Regions from separate parts of the Homo sapiens genome. Here all the other regions are linked to region 3. Evidence: chromatin loops called from intact Hi-C (ENCODE). Cell type or tissue: Caco-2. All regions are shown on one strand. Region 1 overlaps SBF2 (SET binding factor 2). Region 2 overlaps SBF2 (SET binding factor 2). Region 3 holds the start of LINC02709 (long intergenic non-protein coding RNA 2709). Region 4 overlaps SBF2 (SET binding factor 2). Region 5 overlaps SBF2 (SET binding factor 2). Region 6 overlaps SBF2 (SET binding factor 2). Region 7 overlaps CAND1.11 (a long non-coding RNA gene).

Region 1 (4,000 bases), 67 kb after region 3:
AGTGTTTCCTAAGCACTGGTGTTATTTCCTCTACTCTGTTCTGACGAAAGGGGAGAGGGAAAAGAGATGCTTAGGTCACATGTGGGGCCTTATTGATCACTGTGATCTTATACCTGGCCCAGTGCATGAGACACTAGATGTATTCAGTAAATATATCTGCACTGATACGATGCAACACTGAACTAATTCTAGTCCCAGTTATACTAATATTTGCTATGCAGCCTTGGCCAAGTCACTTAATCTCCCTGGGCCTCTTTAAATACATATCCTGGAGGTTATTTCAAGAATAAAATAATACATGGAGAAAAACTTAAAATGTAAAGGATGAAAAATTAAAAAGCTGCCTCCAAGTGGCTACTTCTCAAATATACCCAGCTATTATATTTTGGTATTTGAGAGGCAGTACTAATTTTCTCAAGGCATTTTTCTACTCAACAAAGAAATTTATCCAAGTTGTAAGTATATGTGTTTCCCCATTGGGCTTAAATGCTACTTTAATTTTAAATGAAAAACAATGTGATCTATTCACTTCTTGCTTTTAAAATGATTCTTAGGTAAAAAAGGATGCAGCCCTTGTATTAGGAACTCACCAACATGCATGCTGAATGCAAAGTGATCACCCTGACTGAAAAAGAGGTGAAGGTCAATTTTAACCCTGGCTCATCAGACCAGGAGAGACACACAGTGGAAATAACATAAGAAAACTTGGAACTAAGACTGTACGACAATGAAAAGAATGAAAAAAATTGTGAAAATAGGGGAGCAAAAAGAAAAAGGCTAGGAAGAAGAACTAGGGGTTAGGGTAAAAAAAAAAAAAAAGAAGAAGAAGAATTAAATGATAGGAGGCTCCTCTCACAGTGGTATCTAACTCTGGAAGAATGAAGAGACTCTGTACTGTGAGTCGGTACAAGGAAATGAATTACTTGCAAGGCATGGGCATGTTTATACCTAGTCTTGCCCTGGCCAGTCTAAATGTGTGTCTGCCTGGTATGTTCACATAACAGAGAATCTTTTGAGACCCTTAACTTGCTTGCCTCAGTTCATTCGTCCTACTTTGAGAAGGAATGACACTATCAGAAGAAACACAGAAAGCAGCTCTAGAGATCACAGAGAATGTTGAAGGTGTCAGGAAACAGCAGTATCTCTTTGTCCAGTTTATCACTGGGACTTCACAAGGTTTTGGAGGCTTTAGGAGTGAAGAGTTAAGAGATGGAGTAAAAGAATGAGATTTGCGTTTCTGGATTTTAGCTTAAGATACCATAATGACAAGCACCTGGTTAGGAGTAAAAAACTGTCATAAGGAAACAAGCCAAATTCACAGTAATTTTCAGCAGAAAGTATTTGAGAAGGGTGTCAGAAATAATATTTATAGCCTCAGATATGCACATAGTGGTCATAAGTTAAATAGGAGATTTTAATCTGAAAAGGTAAATACAGCCTTCTGGGTGCCTTTAGGATTAGCAAAGAATGGAGTCATAAGAATATAACCACTACTGGGAATTCCCTTGTATAAAAGAAGCCAAGAGTTGGAGGCCAGTGTTAAAAAAGAAGATAGTGTAGTTGAAAAAGATTGTTAAGGCCGGGTGCAGTGGCTCACACCTGTAATCCCAGCAATTTGGGAGGCTGAGGTGGGTGAATCACGAGGTCAGGAGATCGAGATCATCCTGGCCAACGTGGTGAAACCCCATCTCTACTAAAAATACAAAAATTAGCTGGGCACGGTGGCACGTGCCTGTAATCCCAGCTACTCGGGAGGCTGAGGCAGGAGAATTGCTTGAACCAGGGAGTCTGAGGTTGCAGTGAGCCAAGATCAAGATCGCTCCACTGCACTCCAGCCTGGTGACAGAGCGAGACTCCATCTCAAAAAAAAAAAAAAAAGAAAAAAAGAAAAAGATTGTTGAAAATCTATGAACCTTGAGTACCAACATAATAGGAGGAGACAACTGTGCAGCTACAATTTATATTATAGGCCACCTGGCCAAATGTTGGAATGGATAACATGGTGACGTGTACAATGGCAAAATACAAGATCAGGTTGTGGGGTGGGAGGGTTTCAATTAACTAGACATCTGCTGAAAGTTGCACTGTCTAAAAGTTGAGTGGAAAAATTACTGACTTTCCTTGCTGACAATGTAAACTTTCATATGGTAAATAAAGCAGTAAGGGGAAATGCAATCTCGAACCAAATTCTGACAAGAGTGCTTAGCAACTGAAATACTAGGAACCTTAGGAAAAAAATCACTGTACCATCTTTTAGTTCAAATTCACTGAGAAAGAAATGATGAGAAGAACGAAGCGTGTATCTTAAACTTTAAAATAATAGTACTCTAAAAATTCAGAAAAATGATATATATGGCTGTAATGGGTTGAAATGTGTCCCCCTCCCAAAATTTATATTAAATCCCAACCCCCAGTGCCTCAGAATATATATCATTAGTTAAGATGAGGTCATACTGGAGTAGAATGGGCCCCTAATTCAATATGACTGGTGTACTTATAAAAGGAGAAATTTGGAGCCAGACACAGAGGGAGAATGCCATGTGAAGATGAGGGCAGAGATTTAGGTAATGCTTCCAGAAGCCAAGCAATGCCAAAGATGGCCAGCAAACCTCCAGAAGCTAGGAGAAAGGCATGGAACAGATTCCTCCTCACAGCCCTCAGAAGGAACCAACTCCCTGACACCCTGATCTTGGACTTCCAGCTTCCAGAACTGTGAGACAATAGTTGTTTAAGCCACCCAATTTGTGGCACTTTGTTACGGTAGCCCTAGGAAACCAATACAACGACTTCAAGGCCTGACACACTCATTGGAAAGATGACTCAAGGAGGTTGAAAGCTCTTAGGAAATCCTGCAATTACAGAAAGTTCTGACGAGGCAGGAAAAGAAAGTATCCAAAAAACCAGTATGACCACTAGGAGATGTGTACGGTTTTCAAAAGGGAAAAAAGTGAATTTTGTAAAGTAGAATCTTTATGTTGATTCTGAACCAAATTCTAGGAATGGAGTATCAATGGACTATTCATAGTTACTTTTAAAAAAAAGCACTGATTCGTATAATAAGTCACAGCAAAATAACCATAAAACCCTTGGTGATGCAGTGAATTGTTTGAAAGACTGGCAAATAGTGGATTAAAACGATTGACAGAGATTTAGAAATATGGGCCTGGTGAGTTTTAGTGGGAAGACTCATAACCAGTATAGATGAACAGACTGATCTTTTTCTTCAGAGGGGTTTATATTATTTTGCTGTAGGTCTTTGTCCTTAGCTCTGGCTTGTTCAACATTTTTTTAAACGAAGAATCACATGAGAACAATGATCAAATGTATGGATGACAAAAGGCTTGAAAACAGCAAATGCACTGGTAGACAGAATCAGGGTCCAAAGGTCTAAAATACCAGTCCACACCCCAAAACATGAAATTTCCTAGTTGTAACACTGCTAGTGGGTCCAAAAAGCAACCATCAAGGCCAGTGTATTTTTAAGAACAATAGCACATGTGAAGCAGACAGGGATTTCAAATGATATTAATCTCCACATGGGTTAACCTAGTGATGGGGCTGCCCATAGCTAATGCAGTTTTAGGCTGTGAGAACACCTAGAGTGCTGGGTTCAATTCTGTGGAGTGTTCAGAGTGATAAGGATGGTGAGTGGACTACAACCATTTCAACTGGGGATATTCAGAGTTAACTAAAGGCAGGAAAAGAAAGTATCCAAAGGACCAAGATGTGTATGGTTTTCAAAAGGGAAAAAAGTGAATTTTGTAAAAAGTGAATTTTGTAGAAAGCAAGCCTGACAAGAGTTTTTCCTGAAGGGTTTTACGTGTGGGAGAGTACACTTACTTTCTAACCTCAGAGGATAGAGCTAGGGCCAATATGTAAAAGTGGTGGTCAATATGAGAAAGCAACACATAGAGTTGCTCACAAATGTAAGGGATTATTTTGGGGAAGAAATGAGTTTCCCATTACTGATGATGTTCAAGCAGAAACAAGATTACTTACT
Region 2 (4,000 bases), 210 kb after region 3:
GTATGCCTCAGCAATATAATAGAAACACACTGCTTCCTCCCACTGCCGTAAGTGTCAAAACACATGGGTTCCAGTTCTTGCTCTAGTCCTTATTATGTGATGCAGGGAAAACAACTTTGCCTAAGTTATATAATTAAGCTTATCTTATATAAGGCTCCTCAGAAGGTGAAATCAGATTTAAAATCTGTTCTTGCCAAAGCAGCTCTCATACATGCTCTGTATTTCCCCCCATATCTAGCAAAGACAGGGAAAAATAAGTAAGTAAATCCTTAGTCCAACTCTTAGTAATCACTCTTTCTAAACCAAATGTTGAAAAAGTGTTTTACAATTCTGTCTGGACTTAACACCAATGTCACTGGCCTGTAGTGTCTAAAACTGCCCTTTTCAAAAAGTAGTGTTTTTGTTCTTCTCTGTTCTTTAGGCATGACTCTTACTCATATACTGTCTTCCCAAAAATAATAAATATCAATTCTCTAAAACATATTGGGTAGGTATCTTTTTTTTCAGGCTGGCCAGGTAATTCATATGGATCTTGAGGTCTGAATTATTTAAAGTATATTCATTACTTTGGTTTCTATCTATATTTTCTTTATAATAAAAATTAAAACTCTAAATATATTTCCCATGAAGTAAATATTTATAATAAAATTTAAAACTTGGAAAAATAAAAGTAGAAATAATCTTAGTAACACCAGTATTTTTTCTAGTTATATATATATATTTTTCTCTATTGTTATATTATCTGTCTTCTGTCTTTTTCCAAAAATGACTTGGGGTGGTTTAGAAAAAGCAGGATGCATTGGCCAGGCACAGTGTCTTATGCTTATGTAATCTCAGCACTTTGGGAGTTCGGAGTGGGCAGATCACTTTAGTCCAGGAGTTCAAGACCAGTCTGGGCAACATAGTGAGACCCCATTTCTACAAAAAAATAAAAAATTAGCCAGGCATGGTGGTGCCTGCCCATGGTCCCAGCTACTCAGGGGACTGAGGGAGGAGGATAGTTTAAGCCTGGGAGATGGAGGCTGTGGTGAGCTGTGATTGCACCACCACACTCCAGCCTGGGTGACAGAGTGAGACCTTGTCTCAAGAAAGGAAAAAGAAAAAGAAAAAGAAGGATGCACATATCACTTCTAGTCAAAATCTCTAAAGAGTTGGTCCTATAATTTGGTAAGTTCATCCTAAACTTCATAGGGACATACAAAGACCAAAAATAGTCAAGGAAATTCTGAAGAAGAGTTAAGTGGGAGAGTTAAGATTTCCAGATATCAAAACTTACATAAACCTTTAATAATTAATACAGTACAACAACTGTTATTAGTGAAGGGTTAAAAGGATGAATGGAATAGAATAGAGAGCCCCAAAACAGGACTATGTGAGAAAATATGATAGAGATAGGTGGCATGACAATTCAGGGGGAAAGGTTAGACAATTCAATGAGAGGTAGTATAACAAAGTATTTTTAGTTCATGATCTCTGATTTCAGAACGCCTCGTTTCAAACTCTAGCTTGGCCACTTACTAGTAGTGTGACCTGGTGCAGTGTCAATTCACTTACCCCATGTGTTGTAGTTTTCACATCTGTAAGGAAGATAATAATATAGTACCTACTTCATAAGGTTCTTATGAGTATTGAACGAGCTGTTACAGTAAAGCTGTTAGAACACACAAACACACACACACACACCACCCCAGAATGAATCTAAAGGCTGTTTTCCAAAAATTTTGGCTACATTCATTTAAAAAATATGTATTCTCTTATTCTCTGCATATTCTATGGCATGGTACCATGCTTCTATAACTAAAGCCATCTCTTTCTCCCAAGATTTCCAACACATTACCAACTACTTACATTTTAGTAATTATAGTAGTAGTATCCAATATGTTTTTTGTTTGTTTGTTTGTTTTTGAGACAGAGTTTCACTTTGTTGTCCAGGCTGGGGTGCAGTGGCGCGATCTCTGCTCGCTGCAACCTCTGCCTCCCGGGTTCAAGTGATTCTTCTGCCTCAGCCTCCCAAGTAGCTGGGATTACAGGTGTGCACCACCACGCCTGGCTAATTCTTTTGTATTTTTAGTAGAGACGGGGTTTCACTATGTTGTTCAGGCTGGTCTCAAACTTCTGACCTCGTGATCCACCAGCCTCAGCCTCCCAAAGCGCTGGGATTACAGGCGTAAGCCACCACGCCCAGCCCTCCAATAAGTTTTAAATAGAGTCTTCCCAGAAGCAATTAGAAATATTGTAAACCAAATCCATACACAATTTAGAATTACAAGCATTAATTTACAAGCTTGTAAAAAAGATCATGTTAAAACAAAGTTCAAAGTTGAATATCTGTAGTTATATAGATATTCTACACCAAAATGCAGATTAGGGATTTTGTTAAATTATGATATATTTAGCTGTGTTTAGAAGATTCGAAAAAGACTTATGCCCCAGAATACAGTAATATTTGGTTTTCTGGCTCCTGAGTCTGTATACTGCTGCCCTCTAACGGGCAGCATGATAAATGTAAAGGACCACATTTGCTACCTTGAACCTAACTTGGTCGCGAAATGACTTTTGAGAAGACAATAGCAATGAGAGGAAGTTTAGGGTAGGGCTCACTGTATTCTGCATATACTTAAAAACATCTGCTTTTACTTGTAACACAAGATGTGTTTGGACTGGTCCCTTGAACGTCACCAAGCTCATTAAAAGCTACAGCCAAATTTTGTGTTGAATCTCCTTGTTGAAATAAGGAAATCCGTTATTTTCCGACAGTACAAAGCAGCAGCCAAATTTTCATCTTTGATTCCAGAGAAATGCAAATATAAAGTAATAAACAAGGGCTAGACAACTAAACACTTACAGTGAACCTGGCAACATTTTTTTCCAAAGTAACCAAAATAAACTACTGAAAAGAGTTTGGCAGAATGCACTGTCTTTTACATTTTGAATTTGGATAATGATTTTCAAGGAATGGTCTCTATAATCCTGCTTTAAGAGTATACTTTAGTAATTCGAGGTAGAATGATTTTTCTCAGACATGAAAAAGTGACATATACACACATCATCTGGTCTGCAGCACCCCTCCCCCCTGCAGCACGCCCAGCTACCCCCAGCTTTGGTAGGCTAAGTGAGAATATGCCTAGGGGTTACAGAATACAAGGCTTGAAACTAATTTCAAATAAAAGCAAAGCAAGGCACAACAAAAGCCCCAAACCCCAATGGAAATTCAAAGTAGGCAACAGCCACCTTGGGAAAAAGAAAATTTTTCCTATGTATTGGTCTCAGCACTGAAAGACAAATCAATATGATATTGTTAGAGCTTATCAAGTTTCCCAGATTAATTCAAGTATTTGAAATTATTTAACGTGCACAAATTATACTTAGAGCTATGTGGGATAGCAAGTGACACAAATTTTTTTTCTAATACAGTTGATGGCAATACTGTCACTGGAGTAAATTGTTAAACATTGTCAAAACGTAACTGGACTCTTTAGAGTTGCCTGGTAGTGTACATGACATTGATGGAATGACTCATCCTCAATTTTCCAACTTCATAGGACTTTCAAGGATCACATCCTTGTGAGATGACTGAGACATTCAACTGAATGTCTTATCCTTAATACAAGTAGATGACTTTAATATTTGATATGCTGGTTGCCCTAATTCAGGGTTTCTCAACCTATGCACTAATTGACATTTGGGCTTGATAATTATTTGCGATAAAGAGTAGGTGTCTTGTGTATTGTAAGATGTTTAGAAGTATCTTTGGCCTTTATCCACTAGATGACAGTAGCACAGTCCCTCCAACTGTGACCACCAAAAATGTCTCCAGACCAATTTCATGAAGTAGGGTGGGAGGGTTGCTCCTGTTGAGAACCACTGCTCTAATTCATGACTCCAGATAGAGATTTCCTATTCTAAGACAAGTACTCTTGTCACAAGTACGAAGGCAACATACAGTGACCAGCTAACAGTCCTATACTCTCACTCACCTGCTGAAATACAAATTAGAATC
Region 3 (4,000 bases):
AACCCCATTCTGTTCAGTCCCCAAGACCCGCAGCCCACTGCCCCCTCCTCCTCCTCATCGGAAGTCCTCGTTTCCTGTCCCATTTCACCCTGCCTCTCCCCCCTCCGACAACACTTTCTGCTTGGACCAGCAGCCCATGGGGGTTTCAGGGAGCAGTCTCCCTGCCCCACTTTCTGCATTTTCCCTCTGCTCTCAGGTTCCCTTTTCTTCCTGATGCATGGGACCAGGACGATCCTGAGCAGCTCCCCTGGGAAGACTGTTCCCCCCACAGGCTGGTTTCAGGGGATACCAGGACTGCTGCACCTCCACACTCATGTTTTCCACTCCCCTCAAAGTCCAGGCTGATAGGAGAGCAGCGTTACTGTCCAACTCTGCCAAACGTGTGTCTCCATTCCCATTTGGAGGGTGTGTCTGGAATCCTTGTTTACAAGGTGTAGAGGTGGAAGAGTTCATCCCAGAGCCCCATGGCCCTGTACACCTCACTGCAGTTAGCTGGAAGATGGTTAAAGCAGTGAGTGACTTTTTTTCTAGAGCTGTTGCCCTCCCAGCCTGGGCTACAAACAATCAGTGCTTGAATCTTCCTGCCTACCCCCACCCCAATCAGGCCTTTAGGGCACTAAGTTGGAAAGGAGCCTGGACTTCAGAGTCAAACAGGCCTGGGCTCTACTGTGGTTTTACCTTACTGTGTCATCTTGGGTGGGTTAGGATACTGTACAGGTGATGTGTCCTCAGGGTGTCACACCTGAGGCACCTGGTGTTTTGTCTTCATGCATGTTCTTTAGAAAGTCACGTGGAGGGGGTTTTCCATCTGGGCTGGGCCAGGCCACTTAATGGGCCTGTCGCTGGTGGGCTGGCCGGTTCTGAGAAGATCTGGCAGGTGACTGCGGTTGGTCAGCCATTCAAGGCTACTACTGGAGAGTCCGGGAAATACCTCAGGTGCTCTCTGCATTTCCACAGGCAAGTCTGTAACTTCTGAGGTGTCCTGCAAAGGCAGGTAGCTGGCAAATCTGTGAATGGATGAGTGCACAGAGGAGGTCCCAGGTGAGGGTGACAGCCCAGCAACACACTTCCCCAGTCACACCTGCTCTTTGGAAGGTTCCAGCAAGGCTGTGGAGAGGACCCAAGGGCCTGTGACTGCCACCTCCCAGTAGACCCCAAGGACCTCCAGCCTCTGCTCTCCCCTCAAGGGTCCTGTCGCTCCCTTGGTGGCCATTAGCTGTGGTGGCCAGAGCTGTTCTCCACTCTACCTCCCAGGGCCTCTATCAGCAGCTGACGGTTCCTGCGGCTTGTAATGTTCCTGCTGATCTGCCTCACTCACTACCCGTCACCGCTGATGAACTTTCCCAAAAGTCAGCCCAGAACTCCTTAAGGGAAGGGGCAGCCTCGTTGTGGTAGTTCCAGCACCCTGTACCAAGCAGGTTCTTAGTAAATGCTGACTGTTGAGTGGCCCCTTTCTGAAATAAATTCCTTGTTCTCAAATATATCCTGGATCTGGTCCCCTTGGGTCCAATCAGCGCTTGAACCAGACAGCAATGACTGACCACCTCTACTCAAGAGTTTCTGGTTTATTTGGAGCCTCTACCCCACCCAACCCTAAGGCTGGGAACCCTTTTGCCTTCCTTTTTTCTTAAAGGAAGTTAATCCCAGCACATGTGAAAGATGGACCATCCATCCCAATGCCTCATGTCCTGGGCTTCATTTCTCCATTTCTCCCAGGGCACCCTGGGAGTCTACATGCAAACAGAGATACTAGAAAGTTAACTTCCGGAAACCCCCTTGATAGGCCAATTCGTCCCCTTTTCTCTCTCTCCATGTGATTTTTTTTTTTCAAAAAATATCTTTTGTAGTTTTTTTTTCCTTATCACCAATACATACCCAATGTGGAAAACTGAGAAAAAGCAGGTTTGTAAAAAGAATAAAATGCTTCGCCATAATCTCACTCTGCAGACAACCTACAATGGCAAAAATCGCAATTAATTTTGCACCAACCTAATACTAGGATTTCAGTGCACAGCCTTCCAGGCCTACATTTAGGTTTGTTTGAAACAGGAACATGCGGTTCAACCGCCAACCTGAGCCCGCGTCCCCTAAGGCCAATACCACCATCCTGACCCTCCTTGGGAGGTCCTGAAATGACCCCAGTTCCAGGGGCAACGAAATGCATACGCTTTCGAGGGAAGGAGGGGAGGAAACGACCCTGTGGCGCAGGTCTGCACGGCCAAGGGGGTTCCCTGAGCTGGTGGAGCGGCGTGGCGTGGCCTAGGAAGTCCCTGGGCGAGGGAGGCGGGGCGCGGCGTGGTGGGGGCGACTGGGTGGTGCAGGCCTGCGCACGCGCGCAGCCGTGGGCGGGACGGGCGGCCTGGGGGCTTCGCCGCCAGGTGGCAGGCGTGCGCCACGCCCGCAGGTTCCAGCCCCGACCCGGGCGCGCGGGGCCGACTAGGGTCGGGTCCAGTGTGCGGTGGTCGCTCCGCTCCGGGCCGCTCCGCTCTGGGCGTCAGGGCGCGGGGAGCTGCCCCGGGGTTCTGTCCACCGGGGAGGAAAGCCACGAGCACTGAGCGCCTCCTGAGAGCCAGCCCTGACGTGAACTCATTTTATCTGCCACGACCCAGAAGGTGGGCGCAATTTTCCTATGTTCCAGGTGTGAAAAGTGAGGCTCAGGGAGCTAGGCAGTTGCCCAAGGGGACACAGCAGTGACGGCTCTGGGACGAAGCCCAGGTGTCCAGACGCGATGGCCTCTTCCCGCGTTCTCGGCGGGTACGGCGCGCCGCCTGCCTGCGGCCCGCGGGGAGGTGGTCGGGTGGCCGCCCCGGCTCCTCCTCGGGCCCCTGAGGATTTCCGGCCGGGACCCCGAGGAGGGCCCTGTGGCCTTGCGGCATCCGTGGTCACGATTCCAGCCCCACACGGCCTCCCGCCAGTCCCTGCGAGTGCCCAAGACGGGGCCGCCCCTCCCGTCTCCTCCCTTCTCTCCCCTCCCCGGCGTCTCCCGCCGAGGGCGCTGCAGGCGGCCTGGTTGGGATGAGGGCGGGCAGGCGGCCCACAAGCAGGGGCCTGTTTCCTGACTCGTTTGACCCTGGCTGTCCCTGCGGAGGCCCCAGCAGACCCAGCAAGGTCATCTAGGGCGAAATTCCAGTCTGAGCCCTGAGCAGTGACTTAAGTTTTCCCGATAAGGCTCAAGAAGGGACACAGATTGTCCTCCCCACACCCCGCACTCTGTCAGCACCTCCACTCTGGTGAAGCCTCTGCTGCAGACAGCCCGGCTCGAGAAGAGACAAAGATAGACTTGGGACAGATAAGGACAGAGACAGCCAGGGAGAGAGGGGCAAGGAGCTCAGAGGTGAAGATGGGGCCGCGCCGATGGGGAGGCAGCGGGTCTGCGGCCGCCGAGATGGGAAGTGGGCCCTGGAGCGGGCTTGCCGAGCCTACGACCGGGGCTGGGATGTTGGAGGAAGACGCGGTCATGAGGGCTGAAAAAGAAGGGGTTTTTGGTATGGTAGAAAAATGGATTGGGCTGGCAGCTCGAAGGCCACAGCCCTGTACCTCTGGGCCTGGTCTCGTGTGTGCACCTGGGACCGGTGGGTGAGGGGTGATGTAGAGTCAATGAGGGACGAGCTCGCTGAGTCTCCAGGAGGCAGGAGTGGAGAGGGCGAGGGAGGGAGGGTAGGACCTGTATACCTACGGTGGAGGGGGCAGGCGGGGGACAGATGCTGCTGGGCCAAGACTACTGAGTCTCTCCTGCCTGCTGGAGGTCCCTAGCTCAGGACTTATTCCATGCACACTCTGATAGAATATTTACGCCCAACACTAACTGTTTGGCTTGGCAAATAAGCAAAGCCATAAAGTCACAGCTGGCCTGTAGGCTCCCAGTCACCATGTGCAGCTGAGTCACAACCACTTCCCCCACCCCCTGGGGAGCAAGCGCCTATGCTCATGCCTGCACTCAGACACATATCCACACAGATACCCACAGATGCCGCGTGCCACTGAGTCATAGCTACCTCCT
Region 4 (4,000 bases), 150 kb after region 3:
TGCTTGCTCTAATGGACACTGCACTTTCTAACACTGTACCCAGAACTGTTCACATGGATTTAAAAAAATTGACCTCATACTGGTCCATAAAATAAGTATCAGGGCTGGGTATGGTGGCTCACACCTATAATCACAGAACTTTGGGAGGCCGAGGTGAGAGGATTGCTTGAGCTCAGGAGTTCAAGACCAGCCTGAGTGATAGTAAGAGCTCATCTCTACAAATTATTAAAAATTAGTTGGGTGTGGTGTCATGTGCCTGTACTCCCAGATACTTGGGAAGCAGAGATGGGAGAATCACTTGAGCCGAGCAGGTGGAGGCTACAGTGAGCCATGATTGTATCACGTGGCCTTCCAGCCTGGGTGACAAAGCAAGACCCTGTCTCAAGAACAAAACAAAACAAAAAACTATCAGTAAATTTCAAAATGTTTTGAATCATATAGACAGAGTTGTCAGCTCACAATGCAATTAAGTTAGAAATCATTAATGCATGTAAAATACTTAAAATTGTACCTGGTACATAGAAAGTACTCAATAAATGTTATTATCACTGAGGCTAGGAAATGCTTAGCATATCACACTCTATTGTGATTATCTATTTACTTGTATGTCTCTTCACTAGATTATAAGCAATTTAATGGCATTTTTATTAAGAAGCAGTTATCAATATTTATGGCAAGTTGTTGAATGAGTGATATGCCTTTTTGAATGTCATACAAAGCTGAAAGAACAGTAGAACAAATGATCTTACTAGGTCTTGGATTTCCAGAATTAACATTGAGCGTAATCAGGATTTTCCTTTGAATAACGATTTTCATTTACTCAACAAATATTTATTGAGTATCTACTATGTGCCAGGCATGCTGTAGCTAATGAACTCAGGAATCTCTTTATCCCAGGAGGAAATAGGGATGACAAATAAGAACACATTTTAAAGGGATGAGATAAATTCATGGCTGAATAAGATACATCCTTAAATTAGAGGACAATGATGTTCTTTTATGATGTCTCTGTGGGGACCTTTGTTGGAGCCCAGTTACTGGTTAGATAGATTTTTAAGTCAGAACAAGTAATCTTTTGTTTTAAATTCAAGAACATGAGTTTTACATATAAAAAGAGTGACTGTTAAAACTCAGTAGCAGCTCTCCCTCAGTCAAACCTCTGGAAATGAATGTGTGTGAGAAAGGAGAGGGAGAAAAGAAATATGAGTCAATGAGAACTTCCTTCAAAGAGAATATTAAAATCAACTAAAATATTACTTTGAAGGCAGTCATTACCTTGGAGTCGTGTTTAGGTTTTTATTTTAAAATACAGTCAGGCCATGTAGGAAAACACCGCACCTTTTTCCTATGTGGTATCTCTGCAAGGTCTCCATCCTCTCTATGGATTATATATAATAATCCCAGAATGCAGCAAAAAGTATGAATCATCTTTTTCTTCCTGACTTATTCCTCACCCCCTTAGGACACTGCTATGCACAAGAATGTCATCTGTGTCCTAGCACATCTGAATTTCTTTAACAGAAATGCCTTGCATGTTTCTGAAGACTGTCATGAGGCCCAAGGCAATAAAGTTCAACAGACTTGAGCTGTAATCTTCTCCCAAGGAAATGGTTGGGATGCCAAGATGCCTTTTGACTTTGATTTCACAGCAGGGCTTCATTTGTAATGACACTGTCCAAACTTTAAATGACAACAGCTGTGATATGAAGCCCTACACACTCATTTATAATAATTTTCCACAAATTAAAAAAATTAAACAATGGGGAATTTCAATCCATGACCAATTAGCAGGGAACAGGCAATCATAAAACATTTAGACTAGTGGGCACTATTTATTATCTTACAAAATGTTTACTCATTGTAGTGCATGTCTCAAACCTGTGTGCTGCTCAAATGCTGATTGCAAAATATAAATAAAAAATTCTTTGCAAATCACGTTAGAGACATTCTAAGTTAATTAGGTTGAAAGAGGGAAAAAATTTACAACAATAAGTCTACAACTATTGACACAGCAACCGCATTCCAGAATTGTGTGGTTATCTGTTGGGGAATCAGTCCATAAATACACAATCTGAAGTCCCCTGTGCTTTGGCCAAATAATAGCATTGTAGTAATAAACATACCAGACATTTTATAAACTTGCAAGGTCTTGAATACTGATACATGTTTTATTCTGAACTTTGCTTTGTAATTTACCTTTAATTTTCCTGCTACAATTGAAGAGTGAGCCCTGCAATCTTAATTTCCCATTATCCTCAATTACTTCGTACTTTTAACCTAGATACCTTTGAACTGTTGTTGCCAACATTCCAGTTTGATAAAACTCTGGAATCTCTAAAAAATGTTATATTTAAACATTAAAGAAAAAACTAGATTGAAAGGAACAATGTGTTACAGAACTGACTTTCCTTTAGAGTTTAGATTAGACACAGCTCAGAAAAAAGTTTTTTTGAATTGCCCAAAACACTGAAAACATTTGCATCTTCTACATAAGGACAAAAATTAAAAACACAAATTCCTCTCTGTATCACATTACTCTCCTATTCAAAAATTCAGCTATTTTCTGACCATTATAGAATAATGACCAAACTCTTCTGCCAGGCTTATTAGCCCTTCTCGGTACGGATCCACCTCTCTACCCACCCGACCATATGGGCCCCTGCCACAAGCTGCTGCTTTAGTCAACCTATTTTATTTATCACCTTCTATTCCACATCATACTTACTCCTACCATATCTAATACGGTTGAGGAAGCCCATCCATGCTTTGGTTTGTCATTTACATGCTTTCTCCTTGGTATTTTCATATGCATGCCCCCATATTTCTCCCTTCTTTCCAAGTACAATGTTAAGCAAAAAATAGGCAAAAGGATTTTTTTATTACAGTTTCAGCTTCAAGTTATATTTTAACATTAAATAAACCTACAAAACCATAAAGGATGTACCACAGTTTTGAATACCACTGTTATTTATATGCACAATGACTCCCATTGCAATAGAAGGTGAATGCTAGGCTTGACAAATAATATCAAGCTTTATTTTAAGTTATTTGAGTGAATGGACCAAGTCACTTTTAACTTTATATGCCTGGAAACTAGAACACTGCACCTGGCATATGGTAATAATTAGTTAGCACTTATTAAGTGTTTACTAAGTATCACACATATTTGAAGTATGAATTTACAGATATTATTTCATTTAATCTTCACAACATCTCGATTAGATAGGTACTGTAATTATGTCCTTTTTGTTGATAATGAAACTGAGCCTCTCAGAGGTTAAATTATTTGCTTGCGATTATATAGCCACAAATGGCAGAGCCAGAATTTGAACCTGGATAGTCTTACTCCAGTATTTGTGCTTGAAACCTCAACGTTCTCTTGCCTCTCAAGTAAGATACTGAACTGAATATAAAAATGGAGTCTGTGGAAACATAATTCATGAAAAAGAAACCTTCTAGTGAATTATAAATAATATCCTCAAGAGAGTTTGAAACTATACATCTATGAAAAAGCAATTAAAAACATAATTGTTACAATTAAAATGCAATGGAAGGGCTTGAAGAAAATTTTTTTCTTATGTGTTCATTTTATCTCTATATTTAGGAATTTAAAAACATTACAAAATATAGAGGATGAAGTTAAAGCTTCTAAAATATACCTAACAGGAGTACTGGAAATTGTGAATAGAGAAGGCAGATGGGGGGCTTGGTGCGGTGGCTCACGCCTGTAATCCCAGCACTTTGGGAGGCCGAGGCGGGTAGATCACGAGGTCAGGAGATCGAGACCATCCTGGCTAACACGGTGAAACCCCGTCTCTACTAAAAATGCAAAAAAAATTAGCCAGGCGTGGTGGCGGGCGCCTGTAGTCCCAGCTACTCAGGAGGCTGAGGCAGGAGAATGGCGTGAACCCGGGAGGCGGAGCTTGCAGTGAGCCGAGATCACGCTACTGCACTCCAGCCTAGGCGACAGAGCGAGACTCCGTCTCAAAAAAAAAAAGTC
Region 5 (4,000 bases), 100 kb after region 3:
GTATGCCTGTTATTTTAGGTTTGTTCTTTCTATTCAACTTCCTATAGTCATTTCCAGGAAATTCTTATTTATTAAAGTATATTAAAACAATCCTAGTGCTGAAGAACTGTATTAAGAAGTTATTATGGAAAAACATAATGTCTGAAATCAACAGAGGAAAGATATCACAGGGCTCCCTAAATAAAACCCAAATACACTGGCAGGAAGTAGCTAGAGTTTTTTTTGCCCTGGGAACATCTGCTTTCCTTAAAGCCAGAATCCTAATCCCACACAATTAGAGTTCTTTTCTTCTCTCTTACCTTTTGCTTCAGATGCGGGGCATGATTGTCTTCCTTGGCTGAGAGATAAAGGGAGCGAACCTGTTCCTGCACTGCATTGTAAAAGGTTGTCTCCCAAAATTGCTGATTTGTCCAAATGGGGTGGTCTTGTACACACGTGTAAGCAAACTGGCTGACTCCAGGGGCAAGTTTCTGTGAGAACACACAAAATACATCATCATGGGGCTGGCAGAATTATAACAGTTCATAAGGTCACAGGGGCCACAGTTAATCATAGATGAGATCAAAGGATTTCTCTAAAGAATATCGTATGGTAGTACAGGCTTAGCAATCAGCAACTTACTCCTTTTTAACTGGCAACTGTGGGCTTGCTGTTGGATCCTTGAGAGTCTCAGTCACTTTATCAAAATGGGTATTTTAGTAACAGCTAAAAATCAAAGCTGTTATTATATCAATTAGAAAATACAGGAAAAGGAGGCACTGTAGGTTTAGTGAATATTATTACAATTAGGGCATATAATAAAATCCATCACGATGTAAACATAAAACTCCAGATAATTTAACATTTCTTCTATGGCTTTAGGGTACTCTTTTTAAAGAGACAGCAACTGAAATATGAGTGAACCTACAGCTTGGCCTTACACACAGAATGAGGATATAGCATGAATTAGGGACTCAGGAGAACTGCACTTTTCCTACTGCTCATTCCAGCCCATTACCTCCCCGCCAAAGCTGTTGCCTGGCTCACATACTCTCTAGAAGACTGCCCTGGGCTTCAAGGGCATTTTCTGGTAACCAAATTTGTGCAGGGAAAGATAAACACAAACCAAACCTCCTTCCTTTCAGGGACTTCCTGCTGGGTTTCAGCGTAAGAGTAAACTTAAGAGGTGATTAACAACAGAGGGAAGGAAAATGAACTCTGCAGGCATTTAGAAGGCACTTCATATATATTTAAGTTTGTTTAGTTCCAAAACCCCTGCTCTTTTTATAACACCAAATTGTCTTTCAAAAGAACTGAAAGTAAATCAAAATAAATGAAATGCCAAATTAACTGCCAATTAGCACTTCTGTTTTCCCCTCACTTTATGATTTTGTTTCCCAAAGTAATATTCTACCTTGGAACCTCTGAAAAAAACTTGTATAACATTGCATTTTAAATTTTAATGATAATTTACATTGCCAAATTTCAGTTAGTGACTTGAGTCAACTTTCCAAAACTATTTCTGCCACCTCTAAAAGCTAAGGATGTTTCAAATTTTTAAAAATTCATAATTTTCCAAGAAAGAGTAGGTACCATTTTCAATAAACATTTTTTGGCCCATTTTATTCTTTGGAATTGAGTTCATCTGTTTTCTGTGAGTAGAACTAAAGTTTCTGATAAGTTTTCTTTCGAAGCAATTTAATAAGCTGAGTGTCTTCTCCTGAAATGCTGGACACTGAAGATGATTACTAAGGTTATATAACTGTTACACAACAAAAGTTGGTTCATTTCTTAGGGACGTATACCAGATATATAAGACATCTGGTAAAAATTACACGCTCAATACATGCTAATCTCCTTTTTGGTCTAGAACTGCATACCACGAAATGTAGTACCTGTGTAGTTAGAAGCTGGGTGGTTGTGATTTTGCCTTAAAGAGTCTCTGTGTACTACATGCCATCTGTAAGACCCTTTCAAGATAGGACTGTGTTACTGCTGCTGAGGTAACTGGCTATAACCTCAATTCTCCCTATTAAGTGGCTGTAAGTTGTGGCTATGAAGCAAAAATCAGGAGTTCTTTGAGGGTGCACAGGGATCATTGTTGGATTTCATTATGCCTATCTGCTCATTTAAGAAACAGTTACTGTCTACCTATGGGAAATCATGAACAAAATGTGTGTGGTTTTGTGAGTGCGTAAGCAGAAGCCACACACACTGAATCACAAGCTCCTTCTATACTCTGCATGAAGACACTTGGGACATGGATTACACACTTTTTCCTCCTTCATTTTTTAGTCCTTTACTGTAAGGACCAACAATTGTTTCAGTAGCAGTACACAAGCCTATTTTGAAACAGTTTTTTTTTTTTTTTTTTTGAGACAAGGTCTGGCTTTGTTACCCAGGCTGGAGTGCAGTGGCATGATCATGGCTTACTGCAGCCTCAACCTCCCAGGCTCAAAAGATCCTCCCACCTCAGCCTCCCTAGTAGCTGTAGTAGCTGGGACTACAGGTGTGCTCCACCACACCCAGCAATTTTTGTAGCTTTTTTTTGTAGAAAAATTTGAACCTGGGAGGTGGAGGTTGCAGTGAGATGAGATGGGGTTTTTGTAGAGATGGGGTTTCATCATATTTCCCAGGCTGGTCTTGAACTCCTGGGCTCGAGTGATCCACCTGCCTTGGCCTCCCAAAGTGCTAGGATTATAGATGTGAGCCCCCATGACCAGCCTGAAAGAGATTTTAAAGGCACTAAATTCAAATGAGATAAAACTGTAATTCTCAACTGCCTTTACCATGAGTATACTCAGGGCAGTACCATTTCTTACAAATGCAGCATAACATAATCAATGGCAACTCTAAAAATGTTGAAGTCTTGAAATTATATTCATATAGATAAACTCCAAAAAACTGAGCTTTTAACAAATCCTTATCAGATTCTCACAAAGTACTTTTAGGATAATCAGCATGCCAAAAAAGTTATTAATTAAACATCTTTTATTAAAACTTAACAGAGATGTACAGGAATCTGAGGGTGTAATGAAGCCCCACCTTTCTTCAGTATTTTTCACACTGATGGTGTATATTTGCTTTCCTTGGCACATTTGAGTTGACATTACAGGTTGAATGTCCCTTATCTGAAATACTTGGGACCAGAAGTGTTTCTGATTTTGGAATATCTGCATCATATTTACTGGTTGAGCATTCTAAATCTGAAAATCTGACATCTGAAATGCTCCAATGAACATTTCTTCTGAGTATCATGCCAGCCCACTACAAGTTTAGAATTTTGGAGCATTTTGAATTTTCTTTCTTCTTTTTGGAGACAGGGTCTCACTCTGTCACCCAGGCTGATGACAATCATAGATCATTGCAGCCTAGAACTCCTGGGCTTAAGGGATTCTCCCGCCTTAACCTCCTGAGTAGCTAGGACTACATGCATGTACTGCCATGCCTGGCTAATTTTAAAAAATGTTTTTTGAGGCCAGGCACAGTGGCTCACGCCTGTAATCCAAGCACTTTGGGAGGCTGAGACAGGCAGATCACTGAAGGTTGGGAATTCAAGACCAGCCTGGCCAATATGGTGAAACCCCGTCTCTACTAAAAATACAAAAATTAGCTGGGTGTGGTGGCAGGCACCTGTAATCCCAGCTACTTGGGAGACTGAGGCAGGAGAGTTGCTTGAATCTGGGAGGTGGAGGTTGCAGTGAGCTGAGATCGCGCCACTGTACTCCAGCCTAGGCAACAGAGTGAGACTCCATCTCAAAAAAAAAAAAAAAAAAAATGTTTCTTGAAACAGGTTTTCACTATGTTGCCCAGGCTGGTCTTGAACTCCTGGCCTCAAGCAATCCCCCCACCTCGGCCTTCCAAAGTGCTGGGATAGGATTAGGCCACCAAGTGTGGCCCAAATTTTTGAATTAGATATACTCAACCTGTATCTTCATGTTTATGCACAAACTAAAAGTTGAATATGCAAAAACTAATCTAAATAGTTTGAGCAAAAGTGGGACTATATATGTTCCAAGGA
Region 6 (4,000 bases), 420 kb after region 3:
TTTGCTAGATATACTATGCTAGGATAAAAGCCTCTTTCCTTCAGCACTTTAAGTATATCAGGCCACTCTCTCTGGCCTGTCAAGTTTCCATGAAATAATCTGCTGTCAGACATACTAGAGCTCTATTGTATGTTATTTCTTTCTTTTCTCTGGTTGCTTTCAAGATCCTTTCTTTATCCTTGACCTTTGGGAGTTTGATATTACATGTCTTGATATATTCTTCTTTGGATTAAATCTGCTAGCTGTTCTATAACCTTCTTGTACTTCAATATTAATATCTTTCTCTAGTTTGGGGTAATTTTCTGTTATTATCACTTTGAGTAAACTTTCTACCCCTATCTCTCTCTACCTCCTCTTTAAGGCCAATAACTCTTAGATTTGCCCCATTGGGGCTATTTTCTAGATCTTGTAGGTATGCTTCATTCTTTTTTCTTTGGTGTTCTGCCTGTCTTCAAGCTCACAAATTCTTTCTTCCACTTGATCAATTCTGCTGCTGTTAAGAGACTCTGATGCATTCCTTAGCTTTATTGAAATCTTTCACTTGGTTTTGAATCCAATAGTAAAATCTAACTTTTTCATTAGAACACTGTGGCTGTCATAATCAAAGCTATTCCTAATTTCACAGATATTAGAGGTTTTTCTGGTAAATATGGTCTATCTTTGGAAAAAATAAAAGCTGCCAACTCTCTAAGCACCGAGTACTCATGTCATTACACTCTTCTGATTTTAATGTTAAAATGCTTTTTCTCTAAGTGTCTTTCTAACGCCACTTAAACCATCCTAATTGGAATCTAGGGCTTAGTCTATTAATTTTTTAAGTATCAGAAATAAAGAAAACTTTTTTAAAAATCAGCTTTCTCATATAATACTACTAGCAGAATAGTTTTAGAAAAGCTTTAGCAGAGAATCAAAAGACCAGGGTTTTATTATCATCTCAGCAATTACTAAGTAGCTACATAACACTGAGCAAGCTATGAAATCTGAGATTTCAATTTCTAATTTTTTTAATGAATGAATTTTAGCATTTAAGAAATAAATATAACTTACCTAAAACTGTCACTTTTCTCTTTGGTTTTCTAAATCTTAACTTTATACAAATTTTCCCAATTTTTGAAGTGATTTTTCTAAATTTCTACATGCAGTTCAGATTCTAGATAATTTTTGGCCAGACTTAAAGTATCTTTAAGAGTTAGCCAGAATTAACTGTTTAAAAAAGTACATTTTACTAAGGACTTTTATCTTTATAATTAATCTATGAAATTGTGACTCCCTTTTTAGCTTTCATTACATTTCAAAAGAGGTCAGAAATATTCCCACCATCCTCCTTCCTGGACACATCTCAATTCAATGCAATAGTAAACTATTTCTGAATGTTAAATACAAGTTACATAAAAATTCTCCCAATTAAGAGATATGAGTATAATTCCAAGGCATTTCTTGAAAGTGAGGAAAGTTTAGTGGTGATAATAATTTGCTATAAAAGTAGATACAGCCATATCATTGATAAATTTATATTTGATTAATGAGCTTTTAGTTCTCAAAGACTAAAAAACTTTTCTTCAATAAATACACATATGTGTTTACTTTGTCACCTTAGTAACTCTCACCCTAAAATTTTGTACATTGGTGACTTTTTATAGACACATAAGTACCACTAGAGGCCACCAAATACTTCATCTTATTAAATCAACAGATTTGCAAGTTATTCTGGCTAGCTTAAAGGTACTTTAAATTAAGCTAAGTTACAAGGAGATGACCATACATGGTAATATCCGTAACTGGAAACTCTCAAAGAATTATTCAAAGTCAAGCAAAAAGATGTAAACATATTTCGTACAGTAATTAGGATGTATGGATGTATAGATGTATAATTCGACAAAAAGCTTTATGAGATCAAAATGGGGGGGTAGGTAATATAAAAATTCATTCCTTACGTACCTTTGAAAGTAGACCTAGAGAGATGACCTACAGGAATGACCTAGAGAGATGGTGTTCTCTCAAATTGCTGTTGTCCTTTATAAGCAAATTATGTATTTAAATATACACCTCTCTATATATACATAAATATAAACATACAGATACATAAAATCCTAGAGTTCAGTATTCTTTCTTGCATATCACAAAGTCTTTCACATAATGATTTTAATATCTCAAGTTGGCTACCATTTACAGCAATCAAAACTTCAAGAAAGAAGTCTTATTGTCAAAATCACCTGACTTTTTTTTTGTCTGTTTATTTTAAGACAGGGTCTTACTCTGTCACCCAGGCTGGAATGCAGTGGTGCAATCTCGGCTCACTGCAATCTCTGCCTCCTGGGCTCAAGCGACCCTCCCACCTCAGCCTCCCAAGTATGTGGAACTACAGGCAAGCACCACCATGTCCAGCTAATTTTTCTATGTCTTTTTGTTGTTGTTGTTGTTGTTGTTATTGTTTGTTTGTTGTTTTTTAATTTTTTTTTTTGAGACGGAGTCTTGCTCTGTCGCCAGGCTGGAGTGCAGTGGCGATGTCTCGTCTCACTGCAACCTCCGTGTCCTGGGTTCAAGTGATTCTCCCGCCTCAGCCTCCCGAGTAGCTGGGACTATAGCACGCGCCACCACGCCCAGCTAATTTTTGTATTTTTAGTAGAGACAGGGTTTCACCATGTTGGCCAGGATGGTCTTGATCTCTTGACTTTGTGATCCGCCCGCCTCGGCCTCCCAAAGTGCTGGGATTACAGGCGTGAGCCACTGTGCCTGGCCAGTTTTTCTATGCTTTGTGGAGACAGGGTTTCACCATGTTGCCCAGGGTGATCATCACCCCACATTTTCTAATATACCCAAAATTCTGGCTTGAAGAAGAAAACCTGGCATCTGGCAAAAATAACACCTGAGTAAACTTTGCTCTCCCTTTCTAGGTGAAAGCGCTGCTTAAAGCGTCCCACATCCTCTCATTTCTTCCAGCGTCCTCCTCCTTTCCAATGGTAAATAGTAAAAACTAGAAGGCCCAAGTAGCATCCAAAGATTCTGTAGATCCAAGGGAAACTTCTAAAAAAAATGGGGCTTATTGCTATTGTATTATCCACCTTTTCTGCATGGTTATATACTATTTTTCAAGGTTTTTCAGGAAATCCAGAGAAACTTTAATCAGTCACGGTTTTGACATTCTCTCTAAAAAATCTTGGCTTAACTAAAGGTCTCAAAATCCTAAGTTTTCTTTTAAAAACTTTATAGTGTTAGCTTTTACATTTAGACTATGATCCATTTCAAGTTACTTTTTGTGTATGGTTTAAGGGTCAAGGCTCATTTTTTTCCTAAATGGATATCCAGTTGTTCTAGCACCATTTGGGCTTATCACTTCCACAACTGAATTACATTAGCAACTCGGTCCAAAAACCAATTTATGAAGTCAGGCACAGAATGATAACTACTGTGTGTTCTCATCCATATGTAGAAGCTAAAAACACAAAAAACAAAAATTTGAGCTCATAGAAGCAGAGAGTAGAATTGTGGTTATTAGAGGCTGGGAAGGATGTGGGGAGGGAAGGAAAGGAAGAGATTGGTTAACAGACACAGAGTCATAGCTAAATGGGAAATATAAGTTCTCGTGTTCTGTAGCACCGTTAAGGTGAATATGGTTAACAATAATTTAGTGTATATTTTCAAAAACTTAGAAGATTCTGAACGTTCACAACACAGAGAAATGATAGGTATTTGAGGTGATGGATACACTAATTTGATTCCACCATTATACATTGCATACATGTACTGAAATATCACCCTGTTTCCCATAAACATGTAGAATTATTACATATCAACTAAAAATAAAAGGAAAAAACAAAAAAGATAACACATGCTTTTCTTTCAATAAAGTGGAACATTTCAGAAAAAAGAAATAAATTCATGATATATATGTGAGTTTGCTTCTAGACTGTACCATGGATCTACATGTCTATTCCTTAAGCTAATACCATACTGTCTTGATTATTGAGCCTTATGGGATGTCTTGAAACCAGGTAGTATA
Region 7 (4,000 bases), 570 kb after region 3:
AAGGTATGCACATAATCTTGTTTACTGACTGATCCTTTAAAAAATCTGGCATATTAATAATTCCACTTAAAATACTGAAGATGGGAGCCAGAAGGAAACTTGTTCTTTCTATACAATGACTGAGAAGGGAATTCTAATGAATATTTTGGCACACATATCTCATTTTCTGGCTGCTTTAGGACCCAAGAGCCAGTAGGTCATAATTAAAGCCAATAATGGCAACTCCAGACAGCCCAAATATTTTCCTGGTGCTGTCAATTCACTGCATTAAATGTTTTAACATCATTTTTTGGGGAGTGTAGAACATACGCACAGAGGGGGAATTAAATGTTGATGTGAAATTTGGAACATTTGCTGCAGGTTGCTCCAAAAGATATTGTTTATTACATTCAAAGGAATTATACAATGTTTTCCTTATTAGATAATCTTAAATGACCCTTTCTGGGCTGAGAGCTGTGAAGTGTGTCCTTAAGTTGTCAGAACAAAATCATATTTTCTGCAGAAAAAGAAAACAAAAAACATGTTTGGGGCTGAGGCTGCATGTCATGTAAATAAATGAACGTCTTCTACCTCCACTGGATCTTCAGGAATGTTCTCTTTGGTCACCAGGAGTTGTGTTGCTACAGAGTTAAAGCTACTCACTTTTCTGTCAACTCTACTTCCAAAAAGAAAACCCACAAATATATGTTTGCAAAATCTGTTTGGGATCCTGGAGACAAGGTCCTTAACTTTATCTTTTTCCTGAACAAGTTTCATACTTAAAAAAAATAATAACAATTAAAATTCCTCCAGCCCTACCCCCACCTTCTTCCATCCTTCCATTTCTACTTTAAATGATAAGAAAGTTTCCTCTTGGATGGAAATTAAACATCTCAGCCTGGGTGAGGCAGCTCAGGCCTGTAATCCCAGCATTTTGGTAGGCTGAGGCAGGAGCCTTGCTTGAGGTCAAGGGTTCAAGACCAGCCTGGGCAACATAAGGAAATCCTCCTTCTCTAATCTAAGGGGAAAAAAAAAAAAGTATCTCAGTCTAAGGTGTGTCTGAGAGAGTTCTGAATCACCATTTTGGGATGGAACAAACTGACCAGTCACTTCTTTTTTTTTTTTGAGACGGAATCTCGCTCTGTCACCCAGGCTGGAGTGCAGTGGCGCAATCTCGGCTCACTGCAAGCTCCGCCTCCCGGGTTCACGCCATTCTCCTGCCTCAGCCTCCTGAGTAGCTGGGACTACAGGCGCCTGCCACCACGCCCAGCTAATTTTTTGTATTTTTAGTAGAGACAGGGTTTCACCATGTTAGCCAGGATGGTCTTGATCTCCTTACCTCGTGATCTGCCTGCCTCGGCCTCCCAAAGTGCTGGGATTACAGGCGTGAGCCACTGCTCCCGGCTGACCAGTCACTTCTTAAAGGCAAAACTGGATTTGCTCTGCAAAACAATTCAGCAAAAACTTGGGTTCCAACTCTGGTGCTACACTGTGACAATGGAAACTTTCCAGCTACAACTTGGAAGTTGGGAGCCAAGCACAATACTAAGTCAAGGAAGGTATTTGAGGCCAAAGCAGACAGTGGTCTTGGCACTGCCTGCTCCTGAGCCCAAGCTGCAGCAGCTGTGGGGTGGTGATGCAGCTTTCAGAGATCTCTAAATCTCTAAGTACACCAGAAACCAGATTTTATTAACTCCCCTTTTCCACTTTTTTTTGCCCCTACATTTCTGCCATGGATTATATCATAATAGATGGTGAAAATGCTGTGAGGTGTATACTCAATTCCTAGGCATTCTTCCACTTAATCATACTCAGTTTTCTTTGAGGGCCTCCACATTGTAAATGAGCAACACCTTGATACTGGGAAAATGAATATGAAACTCAGGGCCACAGCCTCTGTGATCTGGTCATTCTGGGGCAGTCATTTTCCTACTTGGCCTACAGAACCAGGCAGGTCTCTGGCCTGGGGGTGGCGGGTGATGTTGTATTCTCTTGTCAAAGTGCACAGAGCCCACTCTGAGAAGATGCTATACTCTTCACGTTACAAGACGGCAATATGCCCGTTTCTGGGCCAATTGGCTGACTCAGAGATGAGGAGATTATTCCGTGACACTTTGTTTTCATTCCAGTCCAAAGGGCAAAAAAAAAAAAAAAAAATGTAAAACTCTGCTGCCACCTGCTGTTTCTTTAGGAATAAATTCTTGAAACGGTTCTAGGTTGATTGTATATTGGTTATCTTAGCCAAGTGCCTTGGTGGTGAATTTGGGGGATTTTGGAATATAAGTTTATGTAGTTGTGTACCAACTGGACTGTCATTTCCTAGGATGAACTGTTGGACCACATGGGTGGCTTCTCTCTTTCAGTCCATTAAGTCCTGCCTCCCTCATCCCTTGCTGAGACTCAAGGGCAGACTCCTTGATCCCAGACAACTTTCCAAGGGAGTTCACGCAAGGCTCTGACCAGTGAGGCTCCAGAGCAAAACCCAGGAGGCTTATAGGTTTAAGTGTCTTTTCTTTATGGGCCAATGATGTCTGAAAACTGTAGCAGTAGGTAAATTCCCCAAGCACAGACTATTCTCTGCTGGGTGTCAGTGGGTGGTATTGGAAGTGCCTCTCAGAAGTGCTCTTCTCAGCTTGAGGTTCATTTGTGATGAGGTTCATTTGTGGTGTCTCCAGATGTTTTATCTTTGTCTTCCTTGAGGAAACTGAGGCAGATTAAGGAAGACGAGTGTCCAGGAAAGTAAAGGCTAGCTCCATTTGAATCACACCCAGGTGAGAATACTTGAGCTCAGGTTAGATGATGAGAGGGATGAGGAAAACAGTGGCTCCTCGGAGCTCAAATAAAGAGCACTGGAGCATTAATATAGTCATAAGCTTAGATGGGCTTGATAAAGCCCTTAGTCATCTTATTGGAGGCATCCAGAGGACAGAGGCTGCCTTGCCTTGACTATATTAGTGGCTTGTTGCTGCTCCAAATCAGAAAGTGGGATTTTCCTTTTTGCCTTCTTTGGGAAGATCCATTTGTATGTAAATGAGTTCTTTTTGATTGCAGTCATTGTTGTAGCTGAGAATTCTTTCAACCAAGATCTTTTTCTTGGCAGAGATTACTGAGTCTATTAAGTGTGTTTTCATATAATTCTAAGTGACTTTTTAGATGGACACAGAAAGAAGTGTTAAGGAAATGACCCTTGGTCTTTTCTCCTATCAAAGAGAAAAGGCATTTGAGTGGTATCGATAAGCATTGAAGGTAACTGATGGCTTATCACTGTGTCTGGCATTATAGCTGGCACATTTATTGACTGAATGGTCAAACTTATCACCCGTTGTTCTTCCCAGAAGGTTCGTGAGACCTGTTGGGGAGGGACGGGGATAGAAAGGAACAGAAGGAAGAGTCTCAGAGTTAATCAGGTGGAAAGTCTGTAAGTGGAGTGAACCATGGGAGCTAGAATGCTATGGTAGGACCAAAATTAATACTGTATATGTCAAAATAAATGTGTATTACTTATAAAGTATATACAGTTCCTAAAAATTATCAAACAAGGTTATTATGTACAACATTTCTCCCTTCTGTGTCTCATTCCCTAAATATTATGATTGTTAACATATTGCACAAGCTTGACCATGTTTATGCTTCATGTATTTTCTTGTTTATGTCCCCGTTGTTCTCCCTCAGTATTTTGTAAAGGCTTTGGAAAAGTTCCAGCCTATCTCAGCTATGTGAAGAAGAGTTCAGGGAAGGAGTTTGTATAACACTAAAGAAATGTCAGTATCTCCTCACAGGTAGGGGCTGACATGATGCCACGGCAATGGGAAATGAAGTGGGAAACCCGAAGCAGGAAGGAAAACTCAGGAGAACTGGGTTGGGATAGTGGTTTCAGCTTCTCCTCGCCTCCTAAAGAGTCTCTTGATAGTTCTCAGGCCTTGAAGGTTCTGCCTGCCCCCAGGTTCCCCACCCCAGGAAAATAAGCAACTTCTCAGGAGAATAATGAGGTTGGTGTTTACCTTTGTGCTTCATTTGAGTA

Evidence for each region. Hi-C counts contacts between places; a loop is a spot of excess contacts. Peaks named below come from ENCODE experiments on the same cell type or tissue, not always from the same donor. Only the 100,000 strongest peaks of a DNase experiment are listed, where the experiment ranks them.
Region 1: it touches region 3 in a loop (2.1-fold over the local background); 9 of 110 quality-filtered maps call a loop at or near these places.
Region 2: it touches region 3 in a loop (15-fold over the local background); 94 of 110 quality-filtered maps call a loop at or near these places.
Region 4: it touches region 3 in a loop (7-fold over the local background); 6 of 110 quality-filtered maps call a loop at or near these places.
Region 5: it touches region 3 in a loop (10-fold over the local background); 29 of 110 quality-filtered maps call a loop at or near these places.
Region 6: a loop joins it to region 3, with 2.6 times the contacts of the local background. A loop is called at or near these places in 2 of 110 quality-filtered maps.
Region 7: a loop joins it to region 3, with 9 times the contacts of the local background. A loop is called at or near these places in 76 of 110 quality-filtered maps.

The regions. Positions count from the first base shown.
Region 1 is chr11:9,822,700-9,826,699 of GRCh38, forward strand. All of the region lies in intron 28 of SBF2 (SET binding factor 2), which reads right to left. Among named protein-coding and RNA genes, the nearest start is that of LINC02709, 65 kb to the left of the region's middle. In Caco-2, no CTCF peak of the experiment used is centred here; no DNase peak of the experiment used is centred here.
Region 2 is chr11:9,970,594-9,974,593 of GRCh38, forward strand. All of the region lies in intron 13 of SBF2 (SET binding factor 2), which reads right to left. Among named protein-coding and RNA genes, the nearest start is that of LINC02709, 210 kb to the left of the region's middle. In Caco-2, a CTCF peak has its summit at 2,493 (motif pointing left); no DNase peak of the experiment used is centred here.
Region 3 is chr11:9,755,892-9,759,891 of GRCh38, forward strand. It overlaps LINC02709 (long intergenic non-protein coding RNA 2709), which reads right to left and starts at 3,642. Exons shown (of 3, transcript NR_033972.1): 1 at 3,538-3,642; 2 at 1,876-1,952; 3 at 1-1,007. It overlaps SBF2-AS1 (SBF2 antisense RNA 1), which reads left to right and starts at 2,402. Exons shown (of 3, transcript NR_036485.1): 1 at 2,402-2,612. RefSeq lists an enhancer at 681-740 and silencers at 2,212-2,611, 2,732-2,851. In Caco-2, CTCF peaks have their summits at 2,363 (motif pointing right) and 2,633; DNase peaks (open chromatin) are centred at 2,290, 2,650, 3,060, 3,930 and 1 weaker place; H3K4me3 peaks cover 2,024 bases.
Region 4 is chr11:9,904,641-9,908,640 of GRCh38, forward strand. The region is part of intron 16 of SBF2 (SET binding factor 2); the gene reads right to left. All of the region lies in intron 1 of LOC101928008 (a long non-coding RNA gene), which reads left to right. Among named protein-coding and RNA genes, the nearest start is that of LINC02709, 150 kb to the left of the region's middle. RefSeq lists an enhancer at 1,368-1,952. In Caco-2, no CTCF peak of the experiment used is centred here; DNase peaks (open chromatin) are centred at 1,571 and 2,041.
Region 5 is chr11:9,857,927-9,861,926 of GRCh38, forward strand. SBF2 (SET binding factor 2) reads right to left here. Exons shown (of 40, transcript NM_030962.4): 18 at 300-470. All of the region lies in intron 1 of LOC101928008 (a long non-coding RNA gene), which reads left to right. Among named protein-coding and RNA genes, the nearest start is that of LINC02709, 100 kb to the left of the region's middle. In Caco-2, no CTCF peak of the experiment used is centred here; no DNase peak of the experiment used is centred here.
Region 6 is chr11:10,180,332-10,184,331 of GRCh38, forward strand. The region is part of intron 2 of SBF2 (SET binding factor 2); the gene reads right to left. Among named protein-coding and RNA genes, the nearest start is that of SBF2, 110 kb to the right of the region's middle. In Caco-2, a CTCF peak has its summit at 1,619 (motif pointing right); a DNase peak (open chromatin) is centred at 2,310.
Region 7 is chr11:10,321,054-10,325,053 of GRCh38, forward strand. The region is part of intron 1 of CAND1.11 (a long non-coding RNA gene); the gene reads left to right. Among named protein-coding and RNA genes, the nearest start is that of CAND1.11, 15 kb to the left of the region's middle. In Caco-2, CTCF peaks have their summits at 2,178 (motif pointing left) and 2,378; a DNase peak (open chromatin) is centred at 2,028.